2 separate regions of the Homo sapiens genome follow, and region 2 is linked to region 1. Evidence: chromatin loops called from intact Hi-C (ENCODE). Cell type or tissue: endothelial cell of umbilical vein. All regions are shown on one strand. Links, peaks and the distances in the headings refer to the core of each region. The heading gives the core; the rest is flanking DNA.

Evidence for each region. Peaks named below come from ENCODE experiments on the same cell type or tissue, not always from the same donor. Only the 100,000 strongest peaks of a DNase experiment are listed, where the experiment ranks them.
Region 2: it touches region 1 in a loop (11-fold over the local background); 2 of 110 quality-filtered maps call a loop at or near these places.

What each region holds. Positions count from the first base shown.
Region 1 is chr9:12,810,821-12,819,164 of GRCh38, forward strand. The region is part of intron 1 of LURAP1L (leucine rich adaptor protein 1 like); the gene reads left to right. It overlaps LURAP1L-AS1 (LURAP1L antisense RNA 1), which reads right to left and starts at 3,569. Exons shown (of 4, transcript NR_125775.1): 1 at 3,473-3,569. RefSeq lists an enhancer at 3,182-4,381. In endothelial cell of umbilical vein, for the core only: CTCF peaks have their summits at 3,802 and 4,004; a DNase peak (open chromatin) is centred at 3,801; H3K27ac peaks cover 2,636 bases.
Region 2 is chr9:13,264,146-13,272,489 of GRCh38, forward strand. All of the region lies in intron 1 of MPDZ (multiple PDZ domain crumbs cell polarity complex component), which reads right to left. Among named protein-coding and RNA genes, the nearest start is that of MPDZ, 11 kb to the right of the region's middle. RefSeq lists a silencer at 2,065-2,359. In endothelial cell of umbilical vein, for the core only: no CTCF peak of the experiment used is centred there; DNase peaks (open chromatin) are centred at 2,226, 3,786, 4,486 and 5,636; H3K27ac peaks cover 4,561 bases.

The DNA of each region.
Region 1 (8,344 bases), core at 298-8,297:
GGAGAGTCCCACCCAAAAGTTTCCAAATGAAAATATTTAGTCAGTGTTTAGACACCACATGAAAAACAAAACAAAACAAAACTGATCTTAAGCATCATAAAGTATTTCAAATATTACCAAATTATCATTAGCAGGTGAAAATAAATATTTGCAGCAAAATATCTGAGTCTTCATTATATTTCCTATGCAAAGGGCCATTGTACAGGTCTTTTATAAAAAAAATGTTAACCTGTGAAAAAGAATTAACTCCTAGAAGGAAACTCAATAAACCTAAGTAACTTTTATTACCATCCTAATCACCTCCTCTTTTTCTCCTACTGAGGCCAACTCAAAGCACATTTTGAAATTAAATGAGGAATTCTGAAAAGCAAGATTGCAACTTAATAAAGTTGTCAATATTGAAAATTTAGTAGTTTCAGTTTAGTTAATCTCGCTGCATTTTAAGCTCTTTAAATTATATCTGAATGTTATTATCTAAGTTTAGTCTATTATCTTATCAATGTATACCCTACTTTCATGACCCTCAGGTTATAGGGGATATAATTTATAAGTGAAATATGTTGAAAGCATCATTTTTGTCATTAATTATCAAACATAAATCATCTGTCATTTCTCCTTCAGGGTAAGAAATCAATTTCTCTTAGGGGAAAGAAAAGCTGTCCTCCTGTAGATGCGAATGGCTCTTTCAATAATCACCTTCAGTTTCCTTGAACATTTTTTGTTTTTGTTAACAAGTATTTAACTACTTACTCTATTTGTTCCTTTTATTCAAACTACAAAGCAATGTACTGGTAAAGTATCATGCCACAGACAGTGATTCAGCGTCTATCAACAAAATTATCCACAAGTGGAAAGATCTCTAGGACCTTGCTAAAGTGTGGTCTATATACCAACAGCATTGGTGTATTAGTTATTCAAGCTGCATAACAAATATCCCAAATCTTAACAACTTAAAACAGCAAACATGTATTATCTCACAGTTCTATATTAGGGAGTCTGGGCACAGATCAAGTGAAGGCCCCTGGATCGGGGTCTCTCACAAATCTGCCATCAAGGTGCCTTGATGAGGCTGCAGTCATCTCAAGGCTCGATCCAGGGAGGATCCACTTCCCAGCTCAATCACATGGCCAGTAGCAGTCGACAGGTCTATGTCCTTGCTAGCTGTTGTCCAGAGATCTCAGTTCCTTACTTTATGCATCTCACAAGGGGCAGTTCACAGCATTGTAGATGGCTTCATTCAGAGCAAGCATTTGAGAGAGTGTGCCCAAGGCAGAAGCCACAATCTTTTTGTAACCTTTTCTCAGAAATGACACCTCATCATTTTTGCCATAGTCTATTATTTAGAAATAAGTCAATAGGCCCATCCGATACCAGGATAGGGAACTACGTAAGGATGTAGATACCAGAAGAGGGTGGTTATTGGGAGATATCTTTGAGACTGCCTACCACAATTGGTAACAACTGGGAACTTGTTAGAAGTACAGAATCATAAAACTGGTGAGCAAAATTTAAATTTTAACAAGATTTGATCCATAGGTACATTCAAGGTTGAAGATCTCTGCTCTAGGAGCAGCGCCCATCCATTTTATTCTGTTGCAGAGATTGCTTCCTCACTTATTTTTACTCACTCTCTGTTGCCTTTGTAAGAAATACAGAGATCACTTTTCTTTTCAAGTCAGTTCTCCCCTACAAAAAATTTTACAAAGTAAGTTTACTAAAGCACTACTGGGCTGCACATAGCGTGTAGGAAATAGAATTGGGAGAATGAAGAAGAAATATGGGGCATAAGATCCACGGCAAACAGATTTAATTATAGTATCAAGAAATTACTAAAAGAGAAGATAAAGCATTTGAGTAGAAAAGATGTCAGGAATCATGTAAAAATAGAGATTACAGTCCTATCTCCTCAACAATCTTCAAATGCATTGCTGAACAACTCTGCATTATAAAGCCTACTGTTTATAACAGTGGCCTCTTATTTTAGAAATATAGCCATCAAAAATTATTATAATACAAAAGCATAAATGTTCAACTGAGTTTAGATACCTGGCTTATTCCCTTTTTCAGTATATTTCATGTCTCAACAATGCTGAGTCATTTATATTCAGTTTTTGAAATCTTTCCAGAAAAGACACTAAAAACTTTGGTATAAATATTTTACATCTATCTCAAATTTTATTCAATGGAAAAGATAAGATTACCTTCAGATTTTAATTACGTCTAGAAAAATAAAAGCCCTAAGGGGTAAAATGCAAGTCTCTAATCTGCTTATTACAAAATGCAATCAATTAAGTAAAGCCTTCATTCCGTACCTCCTCAATGGTACACTGAAGCTAATATCTACTGAGATGTGTGAGCTTTTTGTTAAATTTTCAGGAGTTTTGTGAACTAGTTGCCAATCACAGACATTATTAAAATTTAAAGTATTTATATAAACCTACTAGTTAAGTATTTATATAAACCTATAATTTAAAACAAAGGTAATAAATACTCAAAATTCATGGCATCCTAATTATTTTACTACATTTTACTTTCATGATTTTTTGAGGTTTTTAAAACATCTATTTTATTCACAGGGTGAAAATACCGTATATGCTCTAGTACCGAGTATCTCTTATCAATCCCATGTTTATGTTTAAGGACATTCTATAGACAGATTCAAATTGGCCATGTAGGAGTATTTATGCTACAGAAATTTAAAAACACTATAAAGCAGAACTTGATTTTTATTTTATTGGTTGTCTAGACTTAAGTGATAGAGAAAATTTTAATACTGCAGATTGAAATTGAAATTTGTGGCATGTCCCTAGTTATTACATTTCCAATAGTGCCAAAAAAAGGAAATATTCTCCATGTATTTGAAAACTGTTATTCAATTCAGTGAAGAAATTGCTGACATCATTGATGAACCAGTAAAATTCCAACATAACCCATGCTGAGGCTGAAACAAATTTCAGTTTAATTAATATAGTTTTCACTAAGTGAAAAATAATTTAACAGTGGATCACATATCAGGTGTAACAATAACAATTATTGAGGAATGAATTATCAATTGAGATTAACTGTATTTGTGACATTTTGTTTGAACTGCGTCCATAGTTTGCTATACATACAACAGTTCAGCAAGAATAAATAAAACATTCTCTGAAATCAGTTGGTTATATGGAATTGACAATAAAAAGTGCTGTATATTTTATTATTATCTGTCAAGTGTGTGTTATACATCTTCTATATCAGCACAATTTGTATTATATTTTGTAGTATATATGCATGCATGTGTGTGTGTGCATGTTTATTTTTCCCAGGAAGCTGCTTGTTAAACATTTACTGGCACACTACCCTGTGTCCTTCCCTTACAATGTAACTGTGGCCACTACAGATCACGGAGGAGCACATTAACATGCCCTGGTCTACCATGTGAAAAGAATATCTTAAGTTCTAAATTGAAAAGACACACATGCACAATACTTACTATAAATTAGTGGAAACACTTCTCTGGTCTGTGTTCAATGTGAAAAACTTCTCTGCTGTGAATATGGGGAGTCCATGTTTTCATTAGATCATTCTAAATGAATCTCGGCTCAGGTGATTTATAGCCGATTGCATCAGCCTAAATTACTCTTTGCACATTCATGTTGAAAATATTCAGGGAAACAGTTTTCACTGTATTAGATTATGGAAAAGGAATTGACATCACAGGCATCTAAGTATCAATTGGACCTAGAATCTGATGAAATCATACTGAAAAGCTGCATGTATTACTTTGGCAATCAGATGACTCACCAGCAGAAACTGTACAGATCTCACGAGCAGGCCTGGTGGCCGGAATTTATGCTTATGATTCACAGGAGTCACATGTGCTCCTTTCAAATACACCAGATACAGCTTTCTACTTTATCAAAACAACATCAATCAGTCCACTGTGCTGATGACAGTATTTTTATGTATGTAATTTAGTCCTTGGGGAAATTACTTTTCTATAACGTTCTGGGAAAAGAGTGAACTGTTTCAGTTATTGTTCAGTTCCACATATAAACAACAAAAATGGAGGAAGACAAAGCTGACTGATGTGAAAGGGAATCCTCTGTTGCCCAGTTAGAAACAAATTTTGTTGTAAATTTTGAACTGACTGAGAAAGTGAAAGAAAGCTTTGGTGGAAGGAACAGCACTGACTTTTGCATAATTGTAGGCTTTTCACCTGAAGCATTCCAAACCAAAAACAGTGAGTGGAAATGTTGTACAGTGTCTTCTCAGGCTGCAAAAAGATGATAATATTTTTATGGATCTTCTGAGAAAACAGAGGAGTGATTTATAAGTATAGATATTGAAAACACTGCTGGAAATTTTAAGGATGGGTAGGCAGAAAATCTTCTGTGATCATCAAATTGAGGATGTCCTGAATTTGGAGAGAGGGCAAATTTGAACACAAGGAGCTTATGCAAAAGGAACAAGCAAACAAACTGGAATAAATTGCTGGAAAAACAATACTCCAAGTGCTTTTAAACAGCTCTTCAGTTTATATAGACTTTTAAAAATATATTCTAAAATAAATGTGGATAGAAAAGAGGCCCTGACAGAACTAAACTCTCTTCCACCAACTACAAATCAGAGAGAACGATGATTAGTTTCTCCTAATGAGAAACTAGGGTTAGAGCATCACATTAAAAAGCAAGTCTAATCTTTCTTCCTTCAATGTATGTGACTATGGACTTGCAAAGAAGTCCTTCTTCCTTCTAATTCATATTACAGCTTGCAGGATGGTTGGGATTTACATCTTGAATATTGTGGATTTTACCATACAAATGTATAACTAGGAGGTGGCCTGCTTTTATCTGACTAGTTGACATTCATAAATAAAAGGGTAACAATAATGGAGGAGGGCTTTATGAGAAACCTGAGTATATGATGCTATCCAAGGCTCCAGAAAGGCAAAAAATGTCCCTATTTGGAAGATATATTCAGCAGCTCATGTGCACATTTCAGTTAATATATAGACATATTAAAGATGATATGCACGTTTGTCTTGGAGTGGAATACAAAAATGATTTTTATTCAAACCCAAATGGTGAGAGCAAAAATTATTATGACAAAATTTCTGATAAAGTACCTCAAATTAACATCAAACCCAAACTTCTAGCCTTAGCCATGAGTTTTTACCAGCTACATCTTTTGCTGGAGTTACTGAGCAGCAGAATTGATTCTTCTGTCTCCTCTATAGCCTGAATAATTTTCTCATAACGTAAACAATTTCGTAATCAAATGGCCACAGGAATGGCAAAATATCAGAGAATATGTCGAAATGGAAGGAAATCCTGGGATTATCTGATCTGTAGACTCTTCCTATTAAATTAAACATTAAATGCCTGAAATGTTATAAGACGTTATTAAATATCTGAAACGAAATCTCAGTATGAAAAGCAGATATGTTAGGTGGATGCCTCAGTTGAATTCAGTCTTCTTATTGGGTAAGATTAGTCTTTGTTCACAGAACTACTTTACCACCTTCACTGAGTCCCATGGTTCACTGCAGCTCGGAATGAAATCTCCTGATTTTTCTTCATGTATAAGGAAACTGAGGTCCTGTATGCCAAGCCACTTTCCCCAAAGGTCAAATAGGAAGATAGTGGCAGTGGCAGATTGGAGTCAGTACCATGTTCCTCATACAACACCACAAAGAAGTCAACTTGGTTAGCAACCAAAACTCCGACTGCATTTTTTTCTTAGATTCCATTGTGCCAATGCATAACCTTTGTATTCTTTCAATTTTTAAATGGCACTCTAGAAGAAAAAAAGATATCTGGGAAAGTTTGCTGTTAAGAATATTTTCTCCTTCAAGATTCCTCATTTCAAGTTCTACCATAGACTCAGTTCATCACCTGTCAAAAAAATGACATGAAATCTCAACATTCTCCCTAAAATACAGAGACCTGTGACATCATAATCCTGAAGCCTGAGAGACTAAGTAGGAAGCTGAACCATATGACATAAACTGTAAGGACCAGAGTAGAGGAGGGGAAGTGAAGAGGAAAAGAGGAAAGGACATCCACATCTCTTTGGACCTTTGGACCGATCAGTCTAAACCTTATTTTTGTCGTTGTTGTTTTTTGGTACATGTCCTGGTTGTTTGTTCCCTTTGTTCAGTTCATTTTGCCAAGTGTTTACAGAACACCCATGCTGTGCTAGTATCGGTTATCACCTCTGAACAAATAGAATAATGTTTGGAGTGTGACTTACACCTTGAAGTCCACTTCCTTTTAGAGATACTATCTCATATTCTGTAAATTTAAGCTAGGAATAACCTCACACCAGTTACTCGGTGTTTGAATCTGGAGAAGGAATAGAAGGCATTATCTGCTGGGAACGCTTCAATATTGAAATGTTCTTTCCCGAAGCTACTTTTTTTTTCCCTCTCAAGTCACATATTACTGACCCACAGCAAAACCCGAGATTCCAACAGACAATCCAATCTGAAGCAAAGTTTCTTATTCAGATGTTGGACAGGTACTAATTCAGCACCTACTTGTGTGAGATACTCTTCCAGGTTTTGGCATAGAGTGGTGACCAGGAAAGATCAAGACCCAAGCACTCTGTGGTGCTTCCATGCTCATGGGGGGAAGAGAAAATAATAAGTAAATCCATTAGAAAGATTATGATTTCAACTAGTCATAAATATGATGAAGGAAATATACATGGAAATGTAATATTAATCAAGGCATGGGTATTGCATATTATGATTGATCAGGAATCAGTTTCTCCTAGGAGGTGACATTTAAACTCAGACCTTTAGGAGATCTCAACTCTCAGTATCCTCAGAGTCAAGTTGAGGGACCTTATAAGACTCCAACAGAAGGAACCACACAGTTTCATGCTGCAAGGGCAAGGCTACTCTATTTTTAATTGATGGCTAGACTTCATTAAGACTGAAATGAATAACAGTGAGGAAAGGCGGGGCAGCTACTAGAGACAGAAGAGTCATTGTGATTTAGTTGTTTGGTGAATTGCTCATACTTTCAAGGGTCATCGGTAGCATAACTGCACCTTGGTGCTTGGAGAAAGCAGAGTGCAGCAGCTGGGCCAGCCCAGGACTCTCTGTGCCTGGAGCTCCTGGTAATGGACCTGCCAGCGTGTGAACTGACGTGCCCAGCGCTCCCACGGTGGGAAGCTGTTTACTCTCTCCCGGGAGGACACAGGGTTAGACATAGTTGAATCTATAATCATTATCAACCAGATCAACACGTTCTAACTGACTTGCTTGTGTCGTTTTTTTCCCCAACAGTAGTTCAATGGCCTGTGAATGTTTTGCTTCCACTAAAAAAAAAAAAAAAAAAGATTTTCTTATTTAAATAAGTCATTTCATGGTCAAAGGAAGCTTTTGTTACTTCATAGTCCACTCCTCTTTTCTTCTTACTGCTTAATAAAACTGAAAAACTTGTACTTGATGCAGCCACTGTGTAAGTCAGAGAAAAATTGCTGACAAAAAATGTATTCTAAGTATGTTTTAACCCCTGGTGGCATAGTTGTTAGGAACGTGTATTACTACTGTCTTAAGAGCTAAACTTTCACAGTTCCTAAAATTATGGCTATTTCCAAAAATCAACCAATTATGACTATTTCCAAAAATCAAGCAATGCTTAGTACAGACCTTAAGATAAGGAAGAAATGTGAGACATGGCTTCTTTCTTTAAGGAGCTCACAGCCTAGTTGAAATTGCTAAAAGACAATCATTGGCAGTATATGACAGTACAAAGTTAAGCTATGTTAGGAGATAAGCTAACAGGACGGTAGTGGTGAAGCAGGCCAGCAGAGGAGGCTGGAGCCCTCAAGTAGTGCTTGACGAGAGAAGTATGACTTGAAGAATGGGGAGTATTTGGAGAGGAAGAGAGTGAAGTTTTTCAAGAATGGGGAATGACAGAGGAGCATGCCCAGAGCTGGGAATGGGCTGGAACATTTTCATGGGAGAGGGTGGAGATGTGAATAAATGCAGCCGTGATTTATTTGGGTGGCTATTGGGAAATGGTCAGATTGATATTCTGCCATGGCTTATAAGGGGCCAGCATGTTTTATCAGCTACAGATGCCTGCTGAATGATTTTGCAAAAGTTTGACTCATATTGATTTTTCTGGGCTGCTCAGTGGACCTAGGCAAATTGTTGGTGATTTATAAATGTTTGTTATATTACTTGTAACTTGACCATTGTCTTCCTGGCTCATAGGGTGTGCGGAGGAATTTAAACATAAAGACTGTCAGAAACCTCCTTCCTCAACATAAAGTCATTGCAAGGTTATTGAGACACCCCAACAAATAGAGGGGCTTCTCAAGGCTAAGTTCACATCCTTCTGTTCAT
Region 2 (8,344 bases), core at 166-8,165, 450 kb after region 1:
TAACAAATGTATTTATACCAAAAAACATGTTCATTACATTTGCTTTGGCTTTTGAAAGTTATTTTTATTTTTAAGATGGTTGGTCTGAGGCAAAATGATCTTTCAAACAGTATATACATTCTTACTTTACCTGCAGATTTCCTAAAACACATAGATACACAACTTTTATAAAGAATATTAGCAGATTCATATCCACTTCCAGAATTATATATATTTTATGATACTTTGAGTTAAATACCCTTATTTACTGCTTACGCTCGACTATAAAGTTAATTTTAAAGTTGAAAGGAGCGTCAAAAAACATATAGGTCAGAGAGAAGCTAAAGCTCACTGAGGTTTGATTACATAACAAATCAGTGGTGTGTCTGGGATCAGAACCCTGGACTGCTGGACTAACTCAACCGACCCTCTGAAAGGTCTGACTTTCCTTTTCTAAAAATGTTTAAACCAATCGTTTATAGCCCATTGCATTATATTTATTTCCTTCCCCATTAACCCTCACCCATAATTTAAAAAAAAAAAAAAAAAGAGTCCAAAATACACATTAGGGAACTATGGATTCTAACACCTTCTCTCTGAACATCCATTTTACATACTTTTCATTCATAATGTTCCTTAATGTATCTCTATTGGACAGGGGACCCTCCCCTCAAACTGTTAACTCACACCAAACATGGTGACTGAGGGGAAAGATTTAAGTTCTGAGAATTAAGATTTGGCCTCTTCTGTTCTCTCACTCCTTAGTTAGACCCAAAGGAATGCAGGTTGTTGGGCAGATTGCCCCTATTTGTACCACATTTTCAGTGTTAAGGGCCAAGACACAAGATGCCAGGCATATTTCTTGCATAGAACCAGGCAGGGGGATTCTTCCAAGAGCTGCCCTTGCAGGTGAACACAACAATGTGTCAATGCCAAACTCCAGAGGCTGCCCATAAAGCACTCACTGTAGCCACATTATTTTCTTGGGGGAAATCTAAAACATGCAGAAGACTTAACTTTGTGCCACAGAATTCTTCAGTGCAGTTCCTACACTGGCAACAAATTCTCCAGGGAAATTACTTCAGGCTCTTACCTCCTGCTCTTTTGCCTGCCTGGAATGAGGCAATTCAATGAGCCCAGGTCGACTGTGTCCTGGGCAGGTCGACCGTGCATTTGGGCTCTCACCTGTCATCCCAGCACTTTGGGACGCTGAGGCGGTCAGATCACCTGAGGTCGGGAGTTCAAGAAAAGCCTGACCAATATGGAGAAATCCAGTCTCTACTAACAATACAAAATTAGCCAGGTGTGGTGGCGCATGCCTGTAATCCCAACTACTGGGGAGGCTGAGGCAGCAGAATCACTTGAACCTGGAAGGCAGAGGCTGCGGTAAGCCGAGATTGCACCATTGCACTCCAGCCCAGGCAACAAGAGCGAAACTCCATCTCAAAAAGAAAAGAAGAAAAGAAAGCATTTGGTACTCAAAAGCATACCCATGGGACCCAGAAATATAGTTGGCAGCTGGTCTCTGTTAGAACCTACCAACTGCTGTCGGAGGTGATAGTACAAAACATGTCTGCCATTTCTCAGCTGCCCTCTCAGGGACAGGATTTTCATTGACTTTGTGAGATCTCGATGACACTGGGGCAGAACAATAGGTGGCTTGTCAGTTGTGACTGAGTGGCTCCTCAGGGGAAAGTGTTAAAGGATGGAGACGATATTTCCAATACAGACAAAACTGTGGAACTAGGAGGTAGGAGAGAAGACCATAGTATTACAATCATGCTGCTTCAACATACCTCCCCATCCAACTTCAGGTTTATATATTCTCCCAAGATCATTTTCTAGGACTTTCCCAACTCTTAAAATAACTCTACTTCCACAATTTCTCTATTACCATTTCAAATGGCTTCTCCCGTCCTGGAATCTTTTCTACAAAAATTATGAAGAGTGTTGTATATTGCATAAACTCCTTAGGTATCACTGAGCTATAAGTACTATACATAATTAGATATTTTTATCCTTCCCCAACCATCAGCGCCTCCTAAATTCAGTCAGTGGCTTTCATGATTTCCCTTTGCTGAATGTGGACAGGAACAAAGTTTACAAACTTCACTCAGGAAAGAGCAGGCTCAAATTTCTCATCGGAAGTCCTCTGGGAAGAAAACAGCATTTTGGAATAATATTTAATGTGGTTGTTTTTCTCTCCTGTACTGTGCTTGTGGTGACTAGTGGTTTGACTCCTGTTGGTTTAGTTCCAACTCTGCACGGAGAAGTACCACAGATGCATGTACTGAGAAGGGCTTGTGAACAATCACATTCTCTTTCTCCTTCTCTTGGCCCATTCTTTGCAATACTTTTGGTGGAGTATTTAGCAATTCAGAACCCTTAAATTCAGCAGACAGAAGAAATCAACAATTTTTTTTCAATTATCAATCTTAATTATTTGAAGATGTAAGAAAATTTTGTAAGCTTTTACTCTTTCCAAACACATAACTTGTTAAGACCACATTTAATAGATTCAGTAGAGAGTCAAAGAAAATACTATAACTTTTCCAAGGCTCCCTAACTCAGACCTTTTATTAAGCAATCATATTTCTTCAGCCATTATTATGTGGGGTACTGAAAAGTCTATATAATGAAATGTCAATAACTATCTGAATAGTTTCATGCAAAAGTAATCTCATTCAGCTACTCAAGGATTTGGGGGCAGAGAAAGAGAAGGAGGAGGAAGGAATTAAGAAGGACAAAGGCTTAAAAGCCTTAATTAGAGGGATGTCTACCCTGACTAGAGTCGCTAAGTAACAAACTAACTTTCCATATCATTTCGCTGATGTAAAAAGGCAACTTTATTCCTCAGGAATATACCCACCACCAAATACTCCAAGAGGCAAAACTTTCCAAATATATATTCATCACTGGAATGTCTAAAATGTAGGCTTGGTTGCAATACACAATTTAAAGCAACAATCTATTATTTGGGGTTCTTAAAAATGCTATTCAATAACAACTAATAATAAAATTGCATTTAAGAATTGACTGCTATCGCATGTTATAATAATGACTTTCCCAGAAAATAAAATAGGCTACATAAGTAAATTTTTTAGGCAATGAAATTGGCGTCAGTTTTACTGTTTGAAATGAAACCATTTGTTTATAATAGCTTCCAAATATCCCTGTTTTCTTAAACAAAACCTATGTCCTTTACAAATATGCATTTCCTTTAATCCTACCAAGAGCTCCATACTTTATACCCTCATTTTCAGACAAGAAAATTGAGGTTCAGAAAGATAGTGTTTTCTCCTTCATGAAGCTTTTAAGTAATAGAGCTGTCTTACCTATGCTGTAAAGTACAGAGCTTTATGATATCTTCTTTTCCATTGCTGAAAATTATGTGTACTTTTTACACTACTCAGGATCCCAAGACACACCCCATAGTACTTCCAAGAAGCAGAAATGAATTTGAAAATTGCAAACTACAAAATTCAGCTTATTCAAAGTAATGACACTTAAAAGTATCAATTTATCTGAGAAAAGACATGGAGAAGAATGTGTTTGATGTATGGCAAGACACAAGTAACAGGGGAGGAAAGGAAGAAGAAATAATTGAGGAAGCTGAAAGGGAGAAGGGATGGAAAGATGGAATGGCACTGAGATGATTTGGAAAACTCTCAGAAAATTCCTTAGCATTCACCAGGCTAACAGAATATAGAGCAAAGTGGTGCTGACTGAGGTTACAGACGCACAGGAAGAACTGTCATTTCTCCCACCAAAGTGAAATCTGATCTCAAAGGAAGAACTTCAGCTCCCTTTTCCTTCACGCACAAAGTAGCAAAACACAGAGTCATTAAGTCTGAGTCACTTTCCTTGTGACTCAGTTGTCAAAATCCTGTAAGATAAGGTATTCAAAAGTGTTTGGAAATGGGAAGAAGCATGGAAGCATTAGACATTTATTATTAGCAACAGTATTAGCATCAGAATGGCTAATTAATCATGTTTCAATTTTAAAAAATGAACAGCAAAAGGAAAATTATATATATATATATATACACACATAGAGAGAGAGAGATCTAGATATACAGATGGTACTTATAATACATCCCAAAAAACCACACCAATTCATCAAGTATTAAGTGAGCACTTACATATTCCTAGCCATGTGTATAGGAAGATTTAGCATGTGTATAGAAAGATTTAGCATGAAGGTACTTGCATAGGATCCTTCAATTCTTATTCAAATAAATTTTTTATATCTAATTTTGTATTTATAATTTTCTATTATTTTTCAGACAACCACCCCAAATTCCATATACTTCAGGCCCCCAAGTCTTTATCCACCTCTGTCACTGAAGCATATGACAAAAGAAGAATGAGGATAACTATCTAACTTCTGAGCTCCCAATTTAGTGGAAAACGGTAAGTAATTATACGGCAACGTGATAGGTAAAGTTCCGAGTACAGAGGAATTCAATACTGCCAACGTGAGTCAGAAAGAATTTGTAAGAGATATGACACATGAATCATCTCGAAGTATGAGCCGATAAGGAGAGTGTGGAGGAGAGCAGTAAAGGGAAAGGCATTTCTCACTAAGGGAAGGACATCTGCTAAGGCAACAAAACCATAAAGAACCCAGATAATTTGATGACAGTGAGGCTGCAGTACTTGGGTCCAGAATGACAGGAGCTAGGAAGGTAATGTTTCCATGGCCTCACTGGGGCTTTGCCCTGCAGGCATGCTGGACCATGCAGGGACATTGGGGAGGGAGTTTGGAGGGTACAGGGATTACAGGGATAGAGAAAATTTATTTTCTGATAAAACAATTCTTGCAATAGTGTAAATATTCCACCAAAGAGGGAAAAGAACTAATGATAATACAACCAGATGTTAGGTTGTTAAAAAAACCTCATAGAAAAAGATGAGAGCCTAGATGAAGGTAATGGCAAGAAAAAAAAGAAAAGATACAGACTCATTCATTAGAGGCAATCAAAAGGACTCAGTGACCAGTTGGTAACTGTTAGGGCCAGGAGGGGTGAATGAGTGAGACAAACAGAGGTCAACTCTCCCAGTGATTTTAATCTGGGAAACTAGAACTATCAGGACATCATTTAGCCAAAAGAACAGCAGAAAGATAAATATATGGTTTTAGAGGAAAGAGAAATATGGTTATATTCCTTTTGGACATACTGAGTTTGAAATGCCTCTAGAAAACAGGAAATAATTGAATTTTAATTTCATGAAGGTAGGAAGTTTTGTGTTGCTGTTGTTTCCTTTTTCTCTCAGGGCTATATCCCCAGCACCAGAAGTAATGGCTGTGAGATAAATTAAAAATCCTAGTGGAATCAATAACATTCCTGCAAGCTCCAAGATGAAATAGTGTACATATAGAGAGGAGCATATTATCTAAAAAAATAAAATTTGCCATGATCCTTTCTTATTCAGCTCCATACTAAACCAAAACAAATGTACCTCTAGTGCTTCTGTTAATTGAACATGCATACAAACAAGAAAAAAATAAAATCTGTTCACAATAAAAGAAGTATTTTTCATAATCTGTACCAAAGAATTCCTAGAGAGAACCCTGTAGTCCTCTGCCAGCAAAGAGATGTTACTGTCTAAATCCGCTGATAAGCTTGTCAGTCATTGGTAGTCCACACTGCTGAGAATACACTAAGAAAATTCAGCAAGAAATGACAATTTACATCTTGCTGGCAAGATTCCAGGTAGTTCAGATAAGGGAAAATTGCATGAAGAAATCCAAATTACTATGAACCTATCTGAACACGTACCTTAGCCATATAAGATAAATAAGCATGCAGCAATTCGATCTCCTAATTACTAATTCACAGATAATGTAACAAGCTACACTATTTAGTTACCATATGTAATTCTATAGGATTCATTGGGGTTATCTTGACAAGTGATATTTTCTCCATGAAAGCATTTTAAAAGGGCTTATTCTTTCAATGAACGTGACTATTTGCTTCTTAATTAACTCATCTACTATTTAAATGCCTCCATTAACTGCTTTTTACTCTGGCACTCAAAAGACTAAACATTAATATTAAGAGCACAAACCAACTTTTACTTTCGTAATAATCCAGAAAGGACATCTGCTTTAAATGTTGTTTTATTTATTTTGTTCGTCACTTCAATTAAGTGATCAGAAGGTACAGACAATATATAAACATTACAAATGACCCAAAAAAGGCTGAGTGGTTCCAGCCAACATAACAGGTTTTCATAACAGAATGAAGACATCTTATTTCTTGATTTCATCTGACCTTATAGCTTAGCTGCATGAGCTAAAGCTGTGTTGACCAACACAGTAGCCAGGAGCCACACTGAAACACACTACTGGGCACTTACACCTTGGCTAGTTCTAAAGGCAATATGATAAAAGACATGGGTAAAAGACATGGCATATTTTGGAGAGCTTTTTTTTTTTTTTAAGAAAGTAAAATATCTCAACAATGTTTACACTGATTATATTTTGAAAGAATAATTTGAAGAAACTGGGTTAAACAAAATATATTATTAAAATTAATTTCACCTACTTCTGCTTTTTTCTTCACTGTGGCTACAGACAACTTAAAATTACATATGTGGCTCACATGATATTTCCATTGGCCAGAGCTGATCTAGAATGATGCAGATCTTCCCCTCTCCAACTCTTGGGGTGTTTGATGATCTGAATTGTAACATATACAGAATGGCAATTATTTGAATAATTTCAGCACCAAATTACTCCTTTGTTATCCAATTCACTATATGACTGTCATATACATTTGTCACAGGAGTGACAGATCTATCAAACATGGTAAGAATTACAGAAAACATGCAAGTGGGTGAGGAATATTTAGCAAGCAGTCAAAATAAAGCATTGGGTTCAATACTGAAACTACTGTGCTGTGCTTAAACTCTTCATACGGTAGGATACAAAAGTTTATGGAAAGCCTCAATAATCTCCTGACTTTTTACTTAATCATCTCCTATCTTTCAAAATTAAATATTTTTAAATCTTTTTTACAATTACCGGTAGTATTTTTTAAACTATTGACTTACATATTTTGTAGCTCCAACATTTAAATAAGGGCCTTTAAATTTTCTATGTTATGTTTATCAAAATGGGGCATGAATTTAAGAAGACTGAGAAACACCATCAAATACAAAAGTCGGACTCACACAGTTGAATCCAAAGGGGATCAGAACATGCCACTCCAAAATATGCTACTTTGGCATCAGTATTATTTTGAACTGAAGGCAAATAGGAAACGGAAGACAGGAGCACTCTCTCCCCTGGCCCTTTCTGTGTAAAAGTAGAACACAAAATTCCCTTTGTAAATGTGACAGAAATGTCCGTTTGTAAAGATGATCATCTCTCCCTTACCAGTGAGAACAACTTTTATCATGAAAATGATGCAAAAACCCCAAATCTATCCTCTTCTTTGGGTCTCTTCTTTTCTGCGTAGCCCCCATGAATATGAAATTAAAAACATCAATTAAATGTTAATCTGTGTTCTGTTAGTTTTAATTCACAGGCCTCACTTATAGAACCTCAAAGAGTAAAATTTTTCCTCCCTCACAAAACCAAGAATGAATACGCACCATAAGACAACGGAAGTGCAGGAGAGTTCTAAATGACTTAAAAACTCTTTAATGGTATATCCATGCAATGACTACTACTCAGCAATGACCAGTACTGAACTATGAATACAGGCAACATGGATGAATCCCAAAATAATCACATAGTGAAAGAAGTCAGACAAAAGAGAACATACTGTATGATTCCATGTATTTAAAGCTCTAGAGAACGCAAACTAATCTACAGTGACATAAAGCAAATGAGTAGTTTACTTGGAGATGGGAGGGGTGGGTAGAGGAAAGGACTACCAAGATGCATGAGGAAACTTTCGGGGGTGATGGATATGTTCACTATCTTGATTGTGGGGGATAGCTTCAAAACAGCCAAAATTCAACAAATTGTACACTCTCAATATGTGTAGTTTATTGTCAATTATGACTTATACCACAATAAAACAGTTAAACAATTATAACTTATACCACAATAAAACAGTTAAACACTCCCTCCCACCTCCTTGAGAAAAGGATAGGGGCTGAATAGGTTGACTTTAGCATCCAACAGATGTTCACTGAACATCTTAATGAAGCTAGCTAGGGAGCAATAACCCAGGCCCCAGGGCTATTTCTTCTCATTTTCCTCCCTCAGCCAAAGAGCTAAAAATACTTTGTGACTTAGTCTAACCCGATATATATTCAATAGATTAAATCAGAATGAAGAGCCATTCCAATGCTATAGTTTTGTAAAACAGCATAGGATAACTGCATTTCCTAGCCCAGAAAACTGTGA